Regions from separate parts of the Homo sapiens genome. Here all the other regions are linked to region 1. Evidence: read pairs that join two places in POLR2A ChIA-PET (ENCODE). Cell type or tissue: Panc1. All regions are shown on one strand.

Region 1 (8,000 bases):
AGCAAGATCCCATGTCCATAAAAAATAAAAACAAGAAAAAAAATGGTGACAAAACCCCCGCTGTGGGCCTTACATAGCAACAGAGTCTCCCAAGTTGAGGATAGGAATGCCCTGTATCCCTCCCAGGAACCTCTGCTCAATATTCGCCTTGGTGAAGCTCCAACATCCCACGGGGCTCCCTGGGATGTCCACATGGACAAGGTGACAGAGCTTCACATAGGGGCCGAGCGTGGTGGCTCATGCCTGTAATCTCAACACTCTGGGAGGCCAAGGTGGGTGAATCACGAGGTCAGGAGTTCAAGACCAGCCTGGACAACATGGTGAAATCCTGTCTCTACTAAAAATACAAAAAAAAGTAGCCAGGTGTGGTGGTGGGTGCCTGTAATCCCAGCTACTTGGGAGGCTGAGGCAGAAGAATTGCTTGAACCCAGAAGGCAGAGGTTGCAGTGAGCTGAGATCATGCCATTGCACTCCAGCCTGGACGACAGAGCAAGACTCTGTCTTGGAAAGAAAAAAAAAAAACTTCACATAAAAGAACCAGAAGTAATTCATATCGCACCCTGAGCTCTCAACATCAGATGATAAGGTAGGGCTGTGAAATGCTACACTCTGCTCTGGAGCCTTGATAGTAAGAGAGCTTCCCCTACTTCGTCTGGTACCAGAACCACTGCTACATCCAGTACCAGGGACATTTCTGTGCCTGAGATGCCAAGAGCCCTGGAGCTGTCAACACTCAGCACCACATCCCAGGAGCTGTGATGACATCATAAGACCTATAGATAACACCACCAACCCCGTGTCTCACGTGGGCCCCAGCTCCCCACCAGTCCCAAGACTGAAGACACTCACCTCCAATCTGGTCTCCTAACTCCTCTCTCCAGGTTTCGATGATGAAAGAGAAGGTGCCCTGGTTGGGTGAAGGAAGGGGGAGATGAAAGATGAAAGACAGTGGTTAGGGTAAGTACTCAATGAAGGCCAGAGTTCAGGAATGGAGGGTGATGGCCATTGCTGGGGACTGAGCAAGCAAGGGACAATTCCCAGAGGGACCAGACCAGCCCAGGGAGGGAATGACATCTGTGGCTTTTTTTTGGGGGGGGGGGGAGAATCTCACTTTGTCAACCAGGCTGGAGTGCACTGGCGCAATCTTGGCTCACTGCAACAACCTCCGAGGCTCAAGCAATCCTCCCACCTCAGCCTCCCCAGTAGCTGGGACTACACGCGCATGTCACCATGCCCTGCTATGTTTTTTTTTTTTTTTTAGAAACGAGGTCTCACTATGTTACTGAGACTGGTCTCAAACTGCCGGGCTCAGGAGATCCTCCTGCCTAGACCTCCCAAAGTGCTGGAATTACAGTGTGAGCGACTGGACGTGGCTTGCTTTATTGAGCACTTACTACGTGGTAAGCACTTTATTCAAGAGATGTGGTTGAATCGCTCAAAAGGGACCCTTGTGAGGTACCAGGATGATCCCATTTTTAAGCTTAGGAAACTGAGGCTGGAAACCAGGCAGTCACTTGTCCAAAAGGACAAGGGTCAAGCATTGCAATACAGGTCTGTTCATCTTTGTGCCTTTGGGTTGTGGGGGTGGGAGACAGGATTTTGGAGGTGAAAGAGTAATTAATACAGGACCCAACTGAAAGAACTGAGGACAGAAAAAAAAAAAAAAAGAGAGAGAAGATATTAGTGGTCCCCAAGACAAGGTGTGAGAGGTTTGGGGATAAAGATGAGGACCACAGTTTTTAGGGATCCCCAAGGAGCAGAGGTAGGGTTCCTTGAGTTTAGGATTTCAGAGCTTGGGTTTGAAATTCTGGGAATTTGGGGTCCCAGCATCCAGGGTTGGGGAATCAGAACATTTAGAATCCCCAGTGTGTAGAGTTTAGAGGTCTGTGAATGTGGGGTTCCAGACGGTAGAGTTACTGGTCTGGGAATTTCGTCCACCCCCTGGGAGGCAGGATTAGGGTCTTGGAAGCTGGAGGGGAGAGGAGGTGGAGGTTTCGCTGGCAGGGTTAGGCCTCCAGCACCGGGAGTCCCCCGGGGGCAGCACTTACAGGCCAGGCGTCCCGGAAGGGCACCTGCAAGAGGCCGTCGGGCAGTGGGAGATCAGGCGCGGGCGCTCCGGGCTGCTCGGTGTAGACCGGTCCGCGCGCACTCAGCGCCGCGCCCAGGGCGCACGGGGACTCGGCGGCCTCCTCTGAGAGCCCAGGCTTCAGGCAGACTCTGAAGAAGAGGCGGCAGGGGAGCCGGGCGCTGCAGGGGGACCGCGGGGCCCCAGGGCCTGGACCCGGCCCGAAAGAGTGGATCTGCAGCTCGAAGACGCCAGCGGGCCGTGTCTGGGACGGAGACGGGCGCAGGGTGAGGCGGCCGGGAGGACCCAGGCTTCCCGTCCGCCCCACGCTCCTTCCCCAGGACCTTCAGGTCGCACTCACCCCTCCCCTCCGCATTCATCCCTTTCCACGCCACCTCCCACCTGGCTCTGACCTGGGGGAGGAAAATGAGCGCTAGGATCACAGTCTGGGAGAGGAGCCCGGACATCCGTGGGGAGACCATGGCCTTCTGGTGGGGGGGTCTCGGGAGTCGCAGCTGCTGGCTTCCAAGCCTTATATCTGAGAGAATGGCCCCGCCCCTTCAGGCAGCTACCCGGCCCCAAGGGACCAAGGGCGGGGCGGGGGGGGCGGTCACAGGGGAGGGGGAGCGTGCAGGAGCAACAGCGAGATTCCGTCTGTGGTCGTGGGCACGAGCGAGGTCATGCGTGGGTGATCCCGCGACTTTTTGTGTGGCTAGGGTGGGGTGGGGTTAGGGGGCTAAGCCTGTGTGTGAGGTTGTACATGATTTTAAGATTTTGTGTGTGTGGTATGAACCAGAGCTACCGGAGGGTGCACATGACTTTGTCATTGTGAGTCCACGTGGGACTGTGCGGCTCAGCATACGCCTGGAGTTGTGTGTGATTGACACATTTATGAGGTTGTAAACAATTCTGATTCTGCACGCACACCCGAGTGGGACACTAGAAGTGTACACGACTTCGTGATTGTGTGACGCTTTGAGATTGTGTGGCTGTGTGGCTGCTTCTCTGTGCGTGTGTGTTTATGGGAGATCCTGTATAGGCGTATAAACCTGTGACTTTGTGCTCTGTGCGGGTGTGGTAGAGGCTGTGCAAGGTGGTGAATGGCTGAGGGCGCCTGTGTGTGAATGAGACTGGGTTTGAGAGGTCCACGGATGCAGCCGCGTGTGAATACGATGAAGATCCGGAGTTCTTTGTAGACCCCTGTGTGCGCTGGTTTGTGTGAATGAGACTGGGTTTGGGAGATCCACGGGTGTAGCTGTGTGTGGATACGATGAAGATCCAGGGCTCTTTGTGGACCCCTGTGTGCAGGCGTGTGTGTGTTCCCCCTCCGCAAGACAAAGCCACCCTCCCAAACCCCGCATCGCGGACGCACCAGACGCCAGGGCGAGGAGCTCGGCCTCAAGAGGGGGCTCCCAGCTGTATGTAAATGCCGCCATCTGCCGGGCGGCCGAGCCCCTCCCCCTTCGGGCCGCAGCTGGGCTGCCCGTTTGGCCTCCGGAAGGTGTGAGGAGCAAATGGGCAGGAAATTCCGTCTTCACATACAGGGACCCGCTCCCCCACCCCAGAAGAACTGGGGGGGGGGACATCCCGGGCCCTTCAGAAACCCTTTAGTATTCCAGGACCTCAGCAGGAAAAGCCAATTAGGAGCAGATGTCCCAGCCCCTCTGGTCATAATTGCTCCCTGCCAGGCATGGGGCAAAACCCTTGAGCTGGGGTAACTTCTTTTTTTTCCCCCCCAAAGTAAAAAACTTTAGTGCTTAGAGGCTAATAATTATAGGGGAAAATACAGGTTCAATTTATATGTCTTTTTCCAGAGAAGTAAGATATAGTAACCAACGAAGCCTAGCCCAGCAGAGCCAGGCATACAGTAGGCGCTCTGTTTTTTGTTGTTGCTGTTGTTGTTTTTTTCAGAAGAAGAAGTTTTGCTCTTGTTGCCCAGGCTGGAGTGCAGTGGTGCGATCTTGGCTCACTGCAACCTCCACCTCCCGGGTTCAAGCGATTCTGCTGCCTCAGCCTCCAGAGTAGCTGGGATTACAGGCACCCACCAACACACTCGGCTAATTTTTTATATTTTTAGTAGAGACGGGGTTTCACCATGTTGGCCAGGCTGGTCTCGAACTCCTGACCTTCAAGTGGTCCACCCACCTCGGCTTCCCAAATTGCTGGGATTACAAGCATGAGCCACTAATCCCTGCGCAGTTAATTTTTTAATGAATGAAAGAAGACCAGGCTGGGCACAGCGGCTCACGCCTATAATCCCAGTACTTTCCGAGGCTGAGGCAGGGGACTGCTTGAGGCCAGGAATTTGAGACCAGCCTGGGCAACACAGCAAGACACACTTTTCTACAAAAAAAAAGAAAAGGAGGAGGAGGAGGAGAAAAAAACAGCCTAAAGATTCTTCTCTTAATTCTGACAACAGTGGCGTTTGAGCAAGGCAGCGCCATGGGTCAGATTGGGCAGAACATCCCAGGCTCCTTTTCCCTGTATTTGTCTTTTCCACTCCCTTATTTTTTTTTAATTTATTATTATTGTTTGAGATGGAGTTTTATTCTTTGCCCAAGCTGGAGTGCAGCGGCTCCATCTCCACTCACTGCAACCTCCGCCTTCCAGTTTCAAGCGATTCTCCTGCCTCAGCCTCCCGAGTAGCTGGGATTACAGGTGCGCACCACCATGCCTCGCTAATTTTTGTATTTTTAGTAGAGACAGGGTTTCACCATCTTGGCCAGGCTGGTCTTCAACTCCTGACCTCGTGATCCGCCCACCTCGGCCTCCCAAAGTGCTGGGATTACAGGCGTGACCCAACGTGCCCGGCTCCACTCCCTTCTTTAATTCCTTTTTCACCATTCAGACTTCACCTCCTCCAGGCAGCACTACCTAACACTCCCCAGAAGCATCAAGCACCTCCTCTGAGCTCCCACATCCCCCTATGATTCTTTTATTCTGCCCGACCCCTCTGTCTGTGCCTCCCTCAGCCTTGACCATTCTGGCCTATGAGGTCTTTATTTTTTTGAGATGGGGTCTCTGTTGCCCAGGCTGCGGTGCAGTGGCATTATCCTAGCTTACTGCAGCCTCGACTTCCCGGGCTTAAATGATCCTCCCACCTCAGCCTCCCAAGTAGCTAGGATTACAAGCATGAGCCACCACACCTGGCTAATTTATTATTTTTGGTAGAGATGGGGTCTCCCTATGTTGCCCAGGCTGAACTCCTGGGCAAAAGCGATCCTCCCACCTCGGCCTTCCAAAGTGCTGAGATTACAGGCATGAGCCTCCATGCCTGGCCCTGTGGGGTTTATCTAAGCACAAATCAGACCATTTCCTTCACTTGCATTAGACTTTTCTGTAGCTCCCCAGTGCCTTCTAAATATGTAAGCTTCTAAGGCTGACATTTGAGACCCTCCTTCCACATCCCCCCGAGGTCAGACAAGTTATGTGGCCCCAAGGAGTAAAGCCAGACCTTGTAAACCAAAGTCACCTGGAGGCAAATTAGGTCTAATACTGGGTTAGGTGAGGGAATAGGCTTCCCATCACAGAATATATTTTAACAGAATTTGGGCAACCAGCTATGGAAGGAAGCAAATTCCTGCCCTGGATGATCATTGGGGGGAACAGATTCCAGGTCTGAGATATCTCAGAATGTTTGTTTTTGTTTTGTTTTGTTTTGTTTGGGGTTTTTTTGTTTTTGTTTTGTTTTGTTTTTTTGAGACGGAGTCTCGCTCTGTCACCCAGGCTGCAGTGCAGTGGCTCAATCTCGGCTCACTGCAATCTCCGCCTCCCGGGTTCAAGCGATTCTCCTGCCTCAGCCTCCCATTTAGCTAGGATTATGGGCGCCCACCACCACGCCTGGCCTGTTTGTTTTTTTTTTTTTCCTAGAGATAGAGTCTCACTATGTTACCTAGGCTGGTCTTGAACTCCTGGCCTCGAGTGATGCTCCTGTCTCAGCCTCCTAAAGTGCTGGAATTACAGGCGTGAGCCACTGAGCCTGGCTCTAAAATTTTAAAGATTATAAAAATTGCCAGCCTTTGTGAAGGTTTGTGGCAGGCACGATGGCATTTCTTGTGGATTTTCTTGTGGTGTGTGTGCGTGTGTCGTGTCGTGTACTTTAAGGGATTTCTGAGCATCTTTCTGGCTATTCACAACTTTTCTTTATATGTTGACTGTAGTCACCATAGAAGGCCATGCTGGCCAGGCACAGTGGCTCACACCTGTAATCCCAGTACTTTGGGAGGCTGAGGCGGGCAGATCACTTGAGGTCAGGAGTTCGAGACCAGCCTGGCCAACATGATGAAACCCCATCTCTACTAAAAATACAAAACTTAGCCGGGCATAGTGGTGGGCGCCTGTAGTCCCAGCTACTGGGGAGGCTGAGGCAGGAGAATCGCTTGAATCTTGGAGGTGGAGGTTGCAGTAAGCCAAGATCACACCACTGTACTCCAGCCTGGACAACAGAGCAAGACTGTCTCAAAAAAAAAAAAAAAAAATAGGCCATGCTAAGGTCACATTTAAGCAAAGGCCTAAAGGAGTAAGTTGTGTAGTCTCTAGGGAAAAACACTTCTGGCAGAGCGAACAGCAATTGCGGAGGCCTTGCGGTAAGCATGAGGCCCTGAGTGTGCCTCAGGCACACTCAGCTATCCCAGGGCTTCCCTCCTCACTTCATCCCATCTCTGCTCAGATGCGCCTTCCCAAGAGGCCTCCCGACCATCCCATCAGGTCTAAACCAGTCCTCTGAGTCCCCAGATCACTGCTGCTCCTTGCTATACTTTTTCTTTATGCATTTATTACCCTAGGAAGTTATCTGATCATTGTTTGTCTCCTCCATGAGAACACTGAACATCAGCTCATGACAGCAGAGCTTTGGTTTTTTGGTTTTTTTGAGACAGAGTCTCACTCTGTCACCTGGGCTGGAGTGCAGTGTTGCGATCTCGGCTCACTGCAACCTCCGCCTCCTGGGTTCAAGCGATTCTCCTGCCTCAGCCTCCGAGTGACTGGGATTACAGGCGCCCACCACTACGCCCAGCCACTCTTTGGTATTTTTAGTAGAGGCGGGGTTTCACCAAGTTGGCCAGGCTGGTCTTGAACTCCTGGCCTCGTGATTCGCCCACCTTGGCCTCCCAAAGTGCTGGGATGACAGCTGTGAGCCACCGTGCCCGGCCTGAAACCTCATCTCTCTTAAAAAAAAAAAATGCAAAAAATTAGCTTGGCATGTTGGCATGTGCCTGTAGTCTCAGTTACTTGGGAGGCTGAGGTGGGAGGATCACGAGGGCCCAGGAGGTCGAGGCTGCAGTGAGTGGTGACAGCGCCACTGCACTCCAGTGTGAGCAAGAGTGAGACACTGTCTCAAAACAAAACAAAAAGCCAGGCGCGGTGGCTCACGCCTGTAATCCCAGCACTTTGGGAGGCCGAGGCAGGTGGATCATGAGGTCAGAAGTTCAAGACCAGCCTGACCAACGGGGTGAAACCCCATCTCTACTAAAAATACAAAAATTAGGCCGGGCACAGTGGCTCACACCTGTAATCCCCATACTTTGGAAGTCTGAGGCGGGCAGATCGCCTCAGGTCAGGAGTTCGAGACCAGCCTGGCCAACATGGTGAAACTGTCTCTACTAAAAATACAAAAATTAACTGAGTGTGGTGGCTTTCATGCGCGTCCGTGTGAAGAGACCACCAAACAGGCTTTGTGTGAGCAATAAAGCTGTTTATTTCACCTGGGTGCAGGTGGGCTGAGTCCGAAAAGAGTCAGCGAAGGGAGATAGGGGTGGGGCTGTTTTATAGTATTTGGGAAGGTAATGGAAAATTACAGTCAAAGGGCGGGCAGGAGTGGGGGGTCGCAAGGTGCTCAGTGGGGGTGCTTCTGAGCCAGGAGAAGGAAATTTGCAGGGTTAATCACTCAGTTAAGGTGGGGCAGGAACAAATCACAATGGTGGAATGTCATCAGTTA
Region 2 (8,000 bases), 53 kb before region 1:
GATCCCCATGGCCAGGGATTGTGTCTCTTGACCTTGAATTCCTGCATCTTGCACAGGGCCTGCCACGAGGTTAGTGCTTGACAATGTTTATTGAATGGGTACTTTTAAGTTCCACCAACTGTGACTCCCATTCACTGCTGATGGCCCAGTTTCTCTTTGGAGTAGCCCAGATCTGGGCTGGAGGTGGCCAAGAATGAAACCCAAGTGTTCTTAGAGAGGAGGAACAGGACAGATGTTGCAAAACATAGGATATTATTTTAGCAGCCTATAGTAGGCATATGAACAGATGCCTCACTTAGAGCTGAATAAAATGTTCACCTTTTGGCCTACCCGTTAGAGAAGGTGAGAAAATTTCAATATAATCTGTATTGCTGTAGCTATGAAGAAAGTCATCTTAAAGGTATTAATTTATGAAATTTTAAGATTTTTCACACAATTTTCAACCAATTATTTTATGTCTTTGCAAGTATCCTCCAATGTAAGTATTGGTAGGTTGATAATTACAAAAGAGTTGATTAGAAAGCTTAATACAGCACCCTTTGTGAGAGCAAAATACTAAAAACCACGCAGTAACCATCAAAACGGTCAAGTTCAATCATTTTGGATCATCCTTCTACTGGCATATTATGCAATCTTTAAAAAATGAAGCAGCAGGCCAAGCGCAGTGGCTCATGCCTGTAATGCCAGCACTTTGGGAGGCCAAGGCGGGCAGATTACCTAAGGTCAGGAGTTCGAGACCAGCCAGACCAACATGGAGAAACCCCATCTATACTAAAAATACAAAAAATTAACCAGGCGTGGTGGTGCATCTCTTTAATCCCAGCTACTTGGGAGGCTGAGGCAGGAGAATCGCTTGGACCTGTGAGGTGGAGGTTGCAGTGAGCTGAGATTGCGCCATTGCACTCCAGCCTGAGCAACAAGAGCGAAACTCCATCTCAAAAAAAAAAAAAAGAAAAATGAAGCAGCACCATAGATAGATGAATTCTCCAAGATATGTTCTTTGACTATAAATCGACTCTAGTTTCCAAAGTGTAATGTACAAAGACATTTATAACAGCATTTGTTTAAAAAGAAATGAAAGCATATATGCATATATGTATATATGAATATGTGTATAGGCATATATACAAAAAGGAATGAAAGCATATTATACAAATGAGGAAGAGGAAATATACGGTTCTCTAATGGTAGATTATCTCTGGAAGGAGAGCAGAGAAGCTGGTAGTGTTGTTCTGGGGAGTAGGAGTGAGGTTCGGGAGTGAAAGGAAGAGTTAATTTTTGACTGACTAAAATAATTTGATTCATACATGTATTTTGTCTATTTGGCCACATGAAAATGTAAATAACAGCATGAGCAGAAATGACAGCTATGGAAATGATTCTCCACCTTGGGGGAAATGGCAAGTGAACCAACCTTGACCTTGGTCAGATTTGGGAAAGAGCTGAGGGTGGCAGTGCAAGCAGAGGGTGCTCTGTGATGAAAAGCCTGGGGCAGGAGTCGTTATGGGAGATGGGTCCCGAGGGACTGGTGGGGCCAGGGCAGGGAGAGCTACCTCCTGCTCTGGGAGTCCACAGAGGCTGCATGCTGGGAGCTCCTGGGGTGCTCACCTGGTCCTCCTTGTCCAGCACTCAGATGCGCAGGTCAAATGATTGGCCACCCTCAAAGGGCATATTGTCAGATTTCACCTCACACTTCCAGACCCCCCACTCATGGCTGTTCATGGCCACACAATGACCAAAGTGCACTCGGAAATGGAAAGCGATGTCTGAGTCCTCATCCATCCCGGTGTGGAAATCCACCTGCAGCTGTGGCTCCTTGCTGAGGGCAAAGCACACGGTGTGTTGGGCAGGTCCTTCCCTTGTGGGGCACACACTTACACCAACACAAATTCCCTCCCCACTCAGAATCTCTGAGAGAGAGACAGGGGCATCAGTAGATGTCATTCCCCTGTGATTTCAATGTGCAGACAGGATGGAGAACCAGCGGGTTAGAATAATTTGTCACAGAATTGATGGTATTATGTGGCAGATACCCTTTTTCACAAGAGGTATTAGGAGGATTTGGGGAAATGCTTATATGAGTGTAGCCTAATTTTACTGGCCCAGCCCCATGAAGAAGCCCACCTTCATTTTCTTCAGTGAAGTATAAAGGGGAAAAGAAAGATACAGAGACCAAATTTCTTATTTATTAAAAGTCAGAACCTGGGCAACATGGCAAAACCCCATCTCTACAAAATATACCAAAAACAAAAAAAATTAGCCAGGCATGGTGGCATATGCCTATTGTCCCAACTACTCAGGAGGCGGAGGTAGGAGGATCAGTGGAGCCCAGGAGGTCGAAGCTGCAGTGAGACATGATTGCACCAGCCTGGGTGACAGAACAAGACCTTGTCTCAAAGGGAAAAAAAAGAGAAGTCAGTATTCGTAGACTTACAGGAAACCACAGTTTCAGTTCTGGAGAGACCTCTAGAAATAGTCCATCTCCTCAAAATATACACAAAATTTCAGAGGAGACATCAACTCAACAAGTTAACAATAGAGGAAGTACTTAGTAAGTTGCTCTGACAGGGTCCCAAAAGAACACTCAAAAGGGCCAGGCACGGTGGCTCACACCTGTAATCCCAGCACTTTGGGAGGCCAAAGGTGGGCGGATCACCTGAGGTCAGGAGTTCGAGACCAGCTTGACCAAGATAGTGAAACCCACCTCTACTGAAAATACAAAAATTAGCCAGCATGGTGGCGAGAGCCTGTAATCCCAGCTACTTGTGAGGCTGAGGCAGGAAAATCGCTTGAACCTGGGAGGTGGAGGTTGTAGTGAGCCGAGATCGCACCATTGCACTCCAGCCTGGGCGACAGAGCAAGACTCCATCTCAAAAAAAAGAACACTCATAAGAGACAAATGGTGGATGACAACTTTGATAGACAACTTCGATAGAATTTTTCACATTAACAATCTCAGAAGGCCGCCCCTGATGGCTCACGCCTGTAATCCCAACACTTTCGGGGGCCAAGGCAGGTGGATCTCTTGAGCCCAGGAGTTCAAGACCAGCCTGGACAACATGGTGAAACCCCGTCTCTACAAAAATTAGCCGGGCATGGTGGCATGCATTTGTAATCCTAGCTATTCGTGAGGCTGAGGCAGGGGGATAGCTTGAGCCCAGGAGGCAAAGGTTGCCGTGAGCCGAGATCGTGCCACTGCACTCCAGCCTGAGCGACAGAGCCAGGCCTTATTTCAAAAAAAAAAGAGGAAAAAAAAAGAAAAAAAAAACACTATCTCAGAAGAGATAGCAAATCTGGGTAAGTCTTTAGAACTTGTTTCTATCAAGATTTTGACTTGGCTGCCCTCTAGTGGGCAGAAGCCTGACCCGACAGTAAGGAGAGAGAAAACGGTGGGCTCCACTTTCCCCAGTGTTCCCAGCTGGAGTGTGGATTCTGCACAACCGTTACCAGGATGCTCTGAGTCCTGGCCTCTTTTTTTTTTTTTTTTTTTTTTTTGACAGGTGGAATCTCACTCTGCCACCCAGGCTGGAGTGCAGTGGCCCGGTCTTGGCTCACTGCAACCTCCGCCTCCCGGGTTCAAGCAATTCTCCTGCCTCAGCCTCCGGAGTAGTTGGGATTACAGGCATGTGCCACCACGCCCAGCTAATTTTTTTTTCTACTTTTAATAGAGATAGGGTTTCACCATGTTGGCCAGACTGATCTCAAACTCCTGACTTCAAGTGATCCACCTGCCTTGGCCTCCCAAACTGCTGGGATTACAGGCGTGAGCCACTGCGCCTGGCTGAGTCCTGGCCTCTACTTAGAGGTTTATGTGCAAATGTTTATTTCCAGAAATTGTTTGCAGCAGTGACTTAGGGGAAAGGACAGTTTAATCATAAGGAAGCAATCAGACGCCAGGCGCCGTGGCTTACGCCTGTAATCCCAACACTTTGGAAGGCTGAAGCGGGCGGATCACCTGAGGTCGCCAGTTTGAGACCAGCCTGACCAACATGGAGAAACCCCGTCTCTACTAAAAATACAAAAAATTAGCTAGGCATGGTGGTGCATGCCTGTAATCCCAGCTACTCGGGAGGCTGAGGCAGGAGAATCGCTTGAAGCTGGGAGGTGGAGGTTGCAGTGAGCGAGATCATGCCATTGCACTCCAGCTTGGGCAACAAGAGCAAAACTCCGTCTCAAAAAAAAAAAAAGAAAAAACAATCAGACAATCCCAGAAGTATGGGATGTTATACAAAACAACTGGCCTGGACTACGCAAAAACTCAGTGTCAAGATAGCCACAAAAAAGGAGAGGAGGCCGAGCACAGTGGCTCACACTTGTAATTCTAGCACCTTAAAGGCCAAAGCAGGCAGACTGCAGACTGGGGGAGGATTGCCAAAGGCCAAGAGTTCAAAAACAGCCTGGGAAACATATCAAGATTATCTCTACTAAAAAAAAAAAATTAATTAGCCGGGCATGGTGGCACCCACTTGTAGTCCTGGCTACTTGGTAGGCTCAGGTGGGAGTGTCGCCAGATTGAGGCTGCAGTGAGCCATGATTGTGCCTTTGCACTCCAGACCAGGAGACAGCAAGACATCATCTCGAAAACAAAACCAAAAGAAAAACAATCGCAAGATGGGCATTGGTTAGATCAGATCTCTTCCACTGTTATAATTTTCTCACTGTTATCATTCATGCAAAAGTGGTTTCAAACCTAAGCGTAAAAATGAACCATTTTTCCTGTATCTTTGAGTCTTCAATCTGAAAGTGCTTGTGTATACATGTTAAATAAATTTGTATGCCTTTTCTCCAATTAATCTGCCCTTTGCAAATTGATTTGTCAGCAACCTTGAGAGGACCAAAGCCCTTGGCCCCTACAAGGGATTTAATTGGCTTTTATTTTATTTTATTTTATTTTATTATTTTTCTTCTGGAAGTTGGCTGCCTTTCTAATTAAAAAAAAATACCATAGGTAATTCTTTTCTTTTTTATTTATTTTTTTAAATAATAAGGACAAGGTCTTGCTATCTTGCCCAAGCCAGTCTCAGACTCCTGGGTTCAAGCAATCTGCCACCTCAGCCTCTCAAAGTGCTGGAATTACAGGTGTGAGCCACCGTACCCAGCCAACTTATTCCTTTTATTTGTCATCCTTATGTAGTAGCTGAGACCACACAGGTGTGCACCACCATGCCTGGCTAATTTTTGTGTGTTTTTGTAGAAACAGAGTCTGGCTGTGTAGCCCAGGTGGGTCTCAAATTCCTGGCTTCAAAGAGTCTCCTGCCTCAGCCTCCCAAAGTGCCAGAATTACAGGCATGAGCCCCTGCGCCCTGCCTGTTTAACACCTTTTCAAATCACCTTATTTGAGGTGGTATTTATTCCTCTTCAAACTGCAGGGAAAGGTCTTCCAGGCCAATGGACCCATCGCTTCTAAAAGAGTTCCAGTGTTGGGTTCTGATCATGGCCTCTACTTAGAGGTTTATGTGCAAATATTTATTTCCAGGATCTGTTTGCAGCAGTGACTTAGGGGAAAGGACTTCTCCTATACCTTATGCTTCTATCATTTTCAGGCTCCTTTTGTGAACTAGGATGATTTAACTTTAGGATAAGTTCTGTTCTTGCATTTTATTTCTTTCACTAAAAGAAAAGATGAGCCAGACGCAGTGGCACATGCCTGTAATCCCAGCACTTTTGAGAGACCAAGGCAGGCGGATCACCTGAGGTCAGGAGTTTAAGACCGGCCTGGCCAACATGGCGAAACCCCGTCTCTACTGAAAATACAAAAATTAGCCGGGCAAGGTGGCTGGGGCCTGTAATCCTAGCTACTCAGGAGGCTGAGGCAAGAGAATCACTTGAACCTGAGAGGCAGAGGCTGTAGTGAGCCGAGATAGTGCCACTGCACTACAGCCTGGGTGACAGAGCGAGACTCAGGGTCAAAAAAGAAAAAAAAATGATGAATTGGCCTAAGTTGATTTTATCTTCAAATAAAGAAATAATAAGCAGGTAATGTTCTTTAGCATGTATAAGGCTGGCCAGGCACAGTGGCTCACACCTATACTCCCAGTGCTTTGGGAGGCTGAGGCAGGTGGATCACTTGAGGTCAGGAGTTCGAGACCAGCCTGGCCAACATGGTGAAACCCCCATCTCTACTAAAAATACACAAATTAGCCAGGGGTGTTGGCACATCCCTGTAATCCCAGCTATTTAGGAGGTTGAGCTATGAGCTACTGGGGAAGCTGAGGCAGGAGAATCACTTGAACCCAGGAGGCAGAGGTTGCAGTGAGCTGAGATCATGCCACTGTACTCCAGCCTGGGTGACAGAGTGAGACTCTGTCTCAAAAAAAAAATTAAAAATTAAAAAAAATTCTCATGTAAATACAATGTGACCCATGGTTCAGAGACTTATTTAACTCATTTATCAGGGAGCTGGCAAGATGGTAAAACTGGCTCAAAGAAAATTTGAGAAATTGAGGATATATAAACTGAATAAAGGATGCTGTAGCTGTGGGACCAGCCCAAACTGGGCCTATTCTGTTGATAACAAAATGTTGGCCGAGCACAGTGGCTCACGCCTGTAATCCCAGCACTTTGGGAGGCTGCGGCGGGCAGATCACCTGCGTTTGGGAGTTCGAGACCAGCCTGACCAATGTGGAGAAACCCCTGACTCTACTAAAAATACAAAATTAGTTGGGCGTGGTGGCGCATGCCTGTAATCCCAGCTACTCGGAAGGCTAGGCAGGAGAATCGCTGGAACCCAGGAGGTGGAGGTTGCAGTGAGCCGAGATCGCACCACTGCACTCCAGCCTGGGCAACAAGAGTGAAACTCCATCTCAAAAAATAATAATAATAAAGTTACCTTGTAGGTTTAACAGAACCAAAATTGCAAGTCATGTAGCCTGAGCATGCAAAATAGAAAACGTTTTGACCTCTAACTACACCTGGAACCAACAATTTCCTCCCCCAGGAACCAATAAGACTGGGACATAAACTGAGTACAGTGGCTCATACCAGTAATCCCAGCACTTTGAGAGGCTGAGGCGGGAGATCGCTTGAGCCAGGAGTTTGAGACCAGCCTGAACAACATAGCAAGACCCTGTCTCTATTAAAAAAAAAAAAACAAAAAACTGGGACATGATCAGAACCCAACGCTGGAACTCTTTTAGAAGCGAGGGGTCCATTGGCCTGGAAGACCTGAGGCTAAAATCTGCCTCAACATGCCTTAGCATAAACGGTCAAATTCCAGAGAGGCGCAGTGGTTCACGCCTGTAATCCTAGCACTTTAGGAGGCCAAGGCAGGCGAATCACCTGAAGTCAGGAGTTCCAGACCAGCCTTATTTCCACGCTTTCAATAATTCTTAACAGTGTTTCCAGGAGTTAGAGAGTTTATACTAAGGGTTCTCAGACTCCAGTATGACCTTCTGTTTTCCCCTGAGCTGAGATCCTGGGTGTCCTTCAACTGCTACCAAGCAAGGGGAAGAGAAGAAGGATGGAGACAATTTCATGTCCTTTAGAGCTTGAAGTCCATTAGAGATATGCTTCCATGTTCTGCAAAATCAATACAAAGTATATAAGAAGGGATTATAGGTGGAACAGAGATCATTAGATGAAGATTAGATGACCTTATGTGTGTAAAGCTTTTTGACATAGAGTAGTGCTGGAATAAATGCAGCAATGATGGTGAGAGTGGCCAATAAGGTGGAAGAAAAGTAAGAGCGCATGATGTGGCCTTCCCTGTGGCTTGGGCTTTTCACAGGGCCGGGTTCCTAGAAGAAGCAACCCAAGAGAGAAGGTCTGAAGAGCAGGCAAGGCAGAAGAGAGCAAGGCAGAAGCTGATGCAGGGCCAGGAGCCCCAAAGTGGTGCTTAGCCCGCTGGGTTCTTGGCTTTGCCCAGGAAAGAATTCAAGGGCAAGCCAGAGATAGAAGAAAACAGCTTTATTGAAGAGGCGATGTTACAGCTCGGTGACTGCTCCTGCAAGGTAGGGCTAGAGAGTAGCTGCTCAGGCCGTTTGCAGTCCTATTTATACGCA
Region 3 (8,000 bases), 92 kb before region 1:
GCATTGAGGTTGATTCCATGTTTTTGCCATTGTGAATACTGTGGTAATAAACATTCACATGCACATGTTTTTATGGTAGAATGATTTATATTCTTCTCGGTATATACCCAGTGATGGGATACATGGGTTAAATGGTAGTTCTATTTTAGCTGTTTGAAGAATCATCACATTGCTTTCCACCATGGTTAAACTAATACCACCAACAATGTGTAAGTGTTCCCTTTTCTTTACAAGCTTGCTAGCATCTGTTATTTTTTGACTTTTGAAGAGTAGCCATTCTGATTGGTGAGAGATGGTATTTCATTGTGGTTTTGATTTGCATTTTTCTAACATTCAGGGATGTTGAGCTTCTTTTCATATGCTTTTTGGCCACATGTATGTCTTCTTTTGAGAAGTGTCTGTTCCTGTCCTTTGTCTACTTTTCTTTGAGACAGGGTCTCACTCTGACACCCAGGCTGAAGTGCAGCGGAGCAATCTCGGCTCACTGCAATTTGTGCCTGGGCTCAGGTGATCCTCCCAGTTCAGCCTTCTGAGTAGCTGGGATTACTGGTGCATGGGGTAACATTTGCCTAATTTTTCTAATTTTGTAGAGATAGGGTTTCACCATGTTGTCCAGGCTGGTCTCTCCTGGGCTCAAGCGATGCACCTGCCTCAGCCACTTAAAGTGCTGAAATTACAAGCATGAGCCACCGCATTCAGCCCTTTGCCTACTTTTATTTTGAGATCGAGTCTCGCTCTGTCGCCCAGGCTGGAGTGTAGTGGCGCGATCTCGGCTCACTGCAACAACTGCCTTCGGGTTCAAGAGATTCTCCTTCCTCAGCCTGTCGAGTAGCTGGGACTACAGGTGCGTGCCACCACACCCGGCTAATTTTTTGTATTTTCAGTAGAGAAGGGTTTCACCATGTTAGCCGGAATGGTCTCAATCTCCTGACCTCGTGATCCGCTCTCCTCCACCTCATAAAGCGCTGGGATTACAGGCGTGAGCCACCACGCCCGGCCCCTTTGCCCACTTTTTTATGCAGTTGTTTGTTCTTTTCTTGTAAAGTAATTACAATTCCTTATAGATGCTAGATATAAGACCTTTTTCAGATACATAATTTGCAAATATTTTCTCCAATTCTGTAGGTTGTCTGTTGACTCTGTTGATAGTTTCCGTTGCTGTGCAGAAGCTCTTTAGTTTAAATAGATCCATTTGTCAATTTTTGCTTTTCTTGTGATTGCTTTTGGCATCTTTGTTATGAAACTTTTCCCCATTCCTACATTTAGAATGATATTGCCTAGGTAGACTTCCAGGGTTTTTATAGTTTTGGGTTTTACATTTAAGTCTTAAAACCCCTCTTGAATTGATTTTTTCTACATAATGCAAGGAAGGGATTCAGTTTCAATCATCTGCATATGGCTACCAGTTATCCCAAAACCATTTCTTGAAGAGAAAGTTCATTTTCCAGTGCTTGTTTGGTCAGCTTTGTTAAAGATCAGATGGTTGTAGGTGTGTGACCTTATTTCTGGGCTCTCTATTCTGTCCCACTTGTCTATGTGTCTGTTTTTGTACCAGTACCATACTGTTCAGTTACTGTGGCCCTGTAGTATACTTTTAAGTTGGGTAAAGTGATGCTTCTAGCTTTGTTCTTTTTGTTTAGAATTGTCTTTTTTAATCAACTCATTCTTGGTTCCATGTGCATTTTAAAATAGTTTTTTTTTTTCTAATTCTGTGAGAAATGTCATTGGTAGTTCAATAGGAATAGCATTGAATATGTATATTTCTTTGGGCAGCATGGCTGTTTTAATGATAATGATTCTTGCTATTCATGAGCATGGAGTGTTTTTCCATTGGTTTGGGTCATCTATGTTTTTTTAGGCAGTGTTTTGAAATTATCCTTGTAACGATCTTTCACCCACTGGTTAGCTTTCTCTCATTGAGTGGATTTCTTTCATTGACTGTTTCTTTCATTGAGTGGATGTCTTGCTTATAAATTGAAGGCAGATCACTTAGCCTAACCTAATGAAACCTATATCCTTTAAGTACTTATGGAAACAGAAGTGGCACACATCGAGTCAATATTTTTGGATAAGGTCATGCTGGTTTAAGCAGATGTAACAAGAGTGAGAACCCTGGCTAAATTTTTGTGGGTGGCTCCAGTAGAGCTATTGGTGACCCATTTTACTTTCAGGTTGTAGTTTATTATTCCTAGGTATTTTATTTTTTATGGCAATTGTGAATGGAATTGAACTTCTGATTTGGCCATATGCTTACGTGTTGTTGGCATATAGGAGTTCTAGTGATTTTTGCACATTGGTTTTGTATCCTGAAAGTTTGCTAAAGTTGTTTACCAGCTTGAGGATCATTTGGGTGGAGACTATGAGGTTTTCTAGATAGGAAATCATGTCTACAAACAAGGATGGTTTGACCTCTCTTCCTGTTTGGATGCCCTTTCTTTCTTTCTCTTGCCTGATTGCTCTGGCCAGGACTTCCAAAACTATGTTGAATAGGAGGGGTGAGAGAGGGCACTGCAGAAATTGGGGTCTGAAGATCCAAATTCAATTCCTGCTCCATTCATTATACATATTTTGAGCTGTGATTTATCAAATACAAAACAAAACAAAAAATTTATGTTAATTCTGTCTTATTGGCCCCTCACTTGCAAATACAGGCCCAGAAGCACCAGTGCCCAGTACCACGGACAGCACCTTAGAGGAAACAGCTTTAGGGGACTTGGGCATCAAGGACAACATTAGCAGAGTAGATTTATTCTTTGGGGGCTTTCATCAAAAACTGAAAAGCCCTACAGACCTTTCAGAAGGCAAGGCTTTAGAGTCCAGAAATGCTGTGTTCTGAGCAATGCTGTGTTTGCTGGGAGAAGACCATGAATTCCGGTTTATCTGTATGAAAAATATGTTGAGTAGGTCCCCAGAGGCAAATCAAAAATCGTTTGTTGAACATTGATTCCTGGACTCTATGCCTTCTCTTTTCATCTCAGACATCTCTCTTGGCCACCAAGAGCACAGGGCAGCAGCTGGTATAAAGATAAGTGTAACAAAAGGCTTATATGAACTGAACTGAGCTGGTGAATATCAGTCAAGAAAAGGCAGTCACTGTGTGTTTGCCTGGCAGGGACAGCATGTAGGACCCTGTAAGCTATTCAAATACAATGGGCATCAACCAGGGGCATGTAGATATGAAATCAAACTCGTGTTCTGATCAGAAAGTCATGGGTTCCAAGATTGTCTTTATCCACTGAGAGCAAGAATTGTCTAATTCCCCAAAAAATGATTTCCATGCTGATGAGGGGGCCTGTGATCCATCATCAAAACAGAGAAGTGAACAAAACTGTGAGAGGGAAGATATAAGGAGGAGAATGTGTCTAACAAGAACCTGAGACTCCCCAGTGAGAATGAAGGGAATTTCAGTTCATACAGGAAAGAAACAAGAAAGAGAGGCATGAGAGTGTTATTTACTGTGCATTGACACCTAAAGGTATCTGGATGTTAGGTTAAAGGAGGGCAAAACGGGAGGCATACCCATGAGTAAGGTTGGAGTTGAACAAACTGTGGCAAGGAACATGAGAACGGAGAATGAGGATGATCAAAATGATGCCTTAGATGGGCCCTGCAGACAAAGAGGCTATTTGTTGAGACCCTCTTCAATCTGCATTGTTTGGCTTTTAGGTAATATGTTGTTTATCTTCTCCTAAATGGTTCTCTATTTGTGTCATGAAATAGGTGACAACAGCTCTTGTAGCAGGAAAAGGGTTTTCATTGTGCCATCTTTGTGGGAGCTCTAAGACACTGACAGTAGAAGGTGGAGACAACTGTGGCAGAGAAACATTTTCAGAGAAGATGCAAATGGGGGTCTTGTTGGTTTCAGCAATGATATGGACCAGTGATGGCTGCCTTTTTTGTCTTTTTTTTTTTTTGAATTGGTTTCTTTGTTTTAATTTTTTTTTTCATGTACAAAGAGCTAGCATGGTTTCTTTCACTGAGTGGATGTCTTGCTTATAAATTGAAGGAAGATCACTTAGTCTAACCTAATGAAATCTATATCCTTTAAGCACTTATGGAAACAGAAGCGGCACATATCAAGACAACATTTTCGGAATAGGTCATGCTGGTTTGAGCAGATGCAATAAGAGTGAGAACCCTGGCTGAATTTTTGTGGGTGGCTCCAGTAGAGCTATTGGTGACCCACCTTGCTTTCAGTTTTGTTGTTTATTATCTTTTGCCCCTCTAAAATAAGTGTGTTCACTGCATTTTCCTATATCTGTTTTAGTCTTGTATGTTTAATTTTATAGGGCAGATAATATATTTCTTTAGTGCATATGTTGAAAGTGCACCTGATAATTTGTAGTCACCTCATGGACACCAGATCCTGATTGGATGATAAAATACTAGACTTCAATCTGAGCCTGTTCCTGTAAACATGTTGCCTTCAGTGGTTCCTTACAGGATTGGTATCCTTGATATATGAGAAGCTTGTAAGCCAGTGAGGACCGAGTGGAAATAATTGCCAAGGATGCTCCTTCATGACCACATGTCACAATAACCACAGCTTATGAAGTTCCCTTCCTTTGATTTGGGCTGTGTGTATGGCTCACTTTGATCAATATAATGTCATAGAAGTGACACTGTCTGCCTTTCAAAGCTAGGTCCTATGATACCTTGCACCTTCTTCCTGAGCCTTTTGGGAGGCTTGCTTTGGTGGAAGCCTATCATCATTCAGTCCAAGAAACAGGAGACTCTCATGATTTGAGGGAATTCAAGGCATGAATTTGGAGGTGAGGTAGGAAAGGAAATAACCAGCCAGCCCCAGGTGTTCGCCCAGCCCTAGTGTTGAGTCAGACATGAGTGAAGCATCCTCTGGAATCACAGCCTGAAATATCCTTCAGAAAACGTCACTTTCACTACATGATCTACCACCCACATGAGTCCAGTTAACTGAGCAAGATCAGAAGAAAAGATTGCTCTAAGCCAACATGTGTTGGGAGGTTTGCTGTGCTGCAATGCCTAGTGAAACAGCAACAAAGCAAGGTCTGCTCACTGTGTCCATATGTATGAATTGTGTTCATCCCAACAATAAACTACATATTTTCTGATCTAAAACCATAACCATTTATTTTTAAATAGAAATTCAAGGATTCTGCCACTTACATCAGAAAAATCTCGCTATTATTTTTAAACATCAACAATTGGGGTTCTTTAAGGGAAATCTTGGGACTCTTGTGATTCTCTAACTATTGCTTGGATTGAAGTTTTCATGTGGGAAGTGTGTCTGTTTCTAAAGTTTCTGCATGGTAGCCTGTACAAAGCCAGGCACCGTGATTACACAATAAATATCCTGAGAACAATGGAAATAATTAGAAAATTCCACCAGATTGTCCTCAAGTTACAAAATTTCTCCCCAAAGCCTCGAGGTACACCTGTGAGGCTTTAAACAGCTACCTAACATTTCAGTGCAGTGAGTCATCTAAGATTGGGTAAGGTATTTGTCTCAGAGTCTCTGATGTCAACAATGTGCTGTAGAAAGATGCCGTACATAATGACTTCTAAGACATTCTAAGGACCTTGTCACTCCCGGAGTCACAAGAAGGTTTATCCACTTTGGTTTCTGGATGCCTCCCATAAAGTTCCTTGGGCCTTCTTGAGGATGATGACTTCCTCTTTCCCCATTAAAGCAAGAACCAAATCCTGGGAAGTGTGGTGATGTTTTAATGACCAAGTGCAGGGGAAAGGGTGAGGAGAGACCATGCTGTCAGTAGGCTCTGGGGATTCTGTGGTCACATAGAAAGAGGGATTCCATGGCGAAGGATATGAACAGACGCTTCTCAAAAGAAGATATTTATGCAGCCAAAAGACACGTGAAAAAATTATCATCATCACTGGCCACCAGAGAAATGCAAATCAAAACCACAATGAGATACCATCTTATACCAGTTAGAATGGCAATCATTAAAAAGCCAGGAGACAACAGGTCTCCTGGAGAGGATGTGGAGAAATAGGAACACTTTTACACTGTTGGTGGGACTGTAAACTAGTTCAACCATTGTGGAAGTCAGTGTGGCGATTCCTCAGGGATCTAGAACTAGAAATACCATTTGACCCAACCATCCCATTACTGGGTATATACCCAAAGGATTATAAATCATGCTGCTATAAAGACACATGCACACGTATGTTTATTGAGGCACTATTCACAATAGCAAAGACTTGGAACCAAGCCAAATGTCCAACAATGATAGACTGGATTAAGAAAATGTGGCACATATACAGCATGGAATACTATGCAGCCATAAAAACTGATGAATTCATGTCCTTTGTAGGGACATGGATGAAGCTGGAAACCATCATTCTCAGCAAACTATCACAAGGACAAAAAACCAAACACTGCATGTTCTCACTCATAGGTGGGAATTGAACAATGAGAACACATGGACACAGGAAGGGGAACATCACACACCAGGGCATGTTGTGGGGTGGGGGGAGTGGGGAGGGATAGCATTAGGAGATATATCTAATGTTAAATGATGAGTTAATGGGTGCAGCACACCAACATGGCACATGTGTACACATATAACAAACCTGCATGTTGTGCACATGTTCCCTAAAACTTAAAATATAATTTAAAAAAGCAGCATTCCTCAACAGTGAGGGATGTGGTCATCTCCCTCAATTGCAGACAGACATTGAGGTCAGGGAGACATCTCTCCACACTTGCATTATCTTCACAGAATATGGTTGAAGTAGATGGGCAAAGATGTAACAGTGTTGGCCATTTATTATTACCTAAAAGAGGGAAAATGCATCAGAAAGACAGTATGCCACCAAACAAGCTTTCAGCCTCCTCTCCACTCTGTCCTACTACCTACAACATCCCCTGAGAAAACTACTAGCTATATAACTGAACCCAAGACACACACTTCTATTTACATGTTAACATTTGTGCTTATTTTAGAGAGTTGCTTACTTTCTTTCTAATGTTTCATATCATTCTTCCAGCAAGGCTCTACCACTCTGTGTCACATGGTCCGTGCTTGCTCAGCCTCCCCTCTAGCTTGGAAAATCCCCATGGCTAGTGACTGTTTCATGAACTTGAATCCTGCATCTTGCAGAGGGGTTCACACAGGGTTAACGCTAGACCATGTTCATTGAATGTATATCTTTCATTTCCGTGAACTATGACTGCCATTCACTGCTGATGGCCTACTTTCCCTTTGGAGTTGCCTAGATTCGGGCTGATGGTGGCCAAGAATAAAACTCAAGTGTTGTTGGAGAGGCCCAATTGGACAAGTGTTGCAAAACATAGACTATCATTTTGAACAGCTTCTAAGCATAGAAAGAGATCCCTCACTTGAATCTGAATAAAATGTGAATCTTTTGGCCTATCCATTAGAAAGGGCCAGAACATTGGGACATATTCTTTATTACTGAGGCTATAAAGTAACCTTCTAGGTGTCAATTTGTTAAATTTAAAATACACACATTTTTGAACCAGTTATTTTTTTCTTTGTAATTATCTTTCAGTATAAGTAAGGGAGGTGGATAATGACAAAATAAATTACTAGAAGTCTTAATACAGCACCATTTGTGAGAGCAAAATATTGGAAATAACCTCAAGTCCCATCAAAACAGTCAAGTTCAGTAATTTTGGGTAATCCTTCTAATGCAATATTATGCAATCTTTAAAAACTGAGGAAGCACCATTAGTAGACGGGATCCTCAAGGTATATTCTTTGACAACAAATCAAATCAGTTTTTAAGGTGTAATGTGTAGAGCAATGTATACTGGGATTTTCTTAAAAACAAGTGAAATTATAGATCTATATGTTTCCATAAGCAAAGATTTGCTGTGGAAGGAGAGCAGAGCACTGGTAATGCTCCCAGGAATAAGATTGGGTCCAGGAGTGAAAGAAGGACTTAATTTTTCGTTGACTAAAACAATTTTATTCTTATGGATATTGTATTCATTCAGCTAAGTGAAAATTTAAATAACTGCATAAGTAGAAGTG

Evidence for each region. Peaks named below come from ENCODE experiments on the same cell type or tissue, not always from the same donor. Only the 100,000 strongest peaks of a DNase experiment are listed, where the experiment ranks them.
Region 2: POLR2A ChIA-PET joins it to region 1 with 16 read pairs; 3 of 35 experiments call an interaction of 5 or more read pairs at or near these places.
Region 3: POLR2A ChIA-PET joins it to region 1 with 16 read pairs; 2 of 35 experiments call an interaction of 5 or more read pairs at or near these places.

What each region holds. Positions count from the first base shown.
Region 1 is chr19:39,493,522-39,501,521 of GRCh38, reverse strand. TIMM50 (translocase of inner mitochondrial membrane 50) reads right to left here. Exons shown (of 11, transcript NM_001001563.5): 11 at 7,743-8,000. DLL3 (delta like canonical Notch ligand 3) reads right to left here and starts at 2,575. Exons shown (of 9, transcript NM_203486.3): 1 at 2,479-2,575; 2 at 2,049-2,330; 3 at 850-907. The coding sequence starts at 2,547. RefSeq lists a silencer at 3,196-3,255 and an enhancer at 2,879-3,871. In Panc1, no CTCF peak of the experiment used is centred here; DNase peaks (open chromatin) are centred at 2,647 and 3,091; H3K4me3 peaks cover 2,222 bases; H3K27ac peaks cover 589 bases; H3K27me3 peaks cover 808 bases.
Region 2 is chr19:39,546,965-39,554,964 of GRCh38, reverse strand. LOC105372399 (a long non-coding RNA gene) reads right to left here and starts at 7,508. Exons shown (of 3, transcript XR_935966.3): 1 at 7,389-7,508; 2 at 1,609-1,819. RefSeq lists an enhancer at 2,258-2,347. In Panc1, no CTCF peak of the experiment used is centred here; a DNase peak (open chromatin) is centred at 3,314; H3K27me3 peaks cover 2,247 bases.
Region 3 is chr19:39,585,141-39,593,140 of GRCh38, reverse strand. It overlaps the pseudogene RPS29P24 and the pseudogene RPS29P25. Among named protein-coding and RNA genes, the nearest start is that of LGALS13, 13 kb to the left of the region's middle. In Panc1, CTCF peaks have their summits at 2,770, 4,708, 6,902, 7,103 and 2 weaker places; no DNase peak of the experiment used is centred here; H3K27me3 peaks cover 6,507 bases.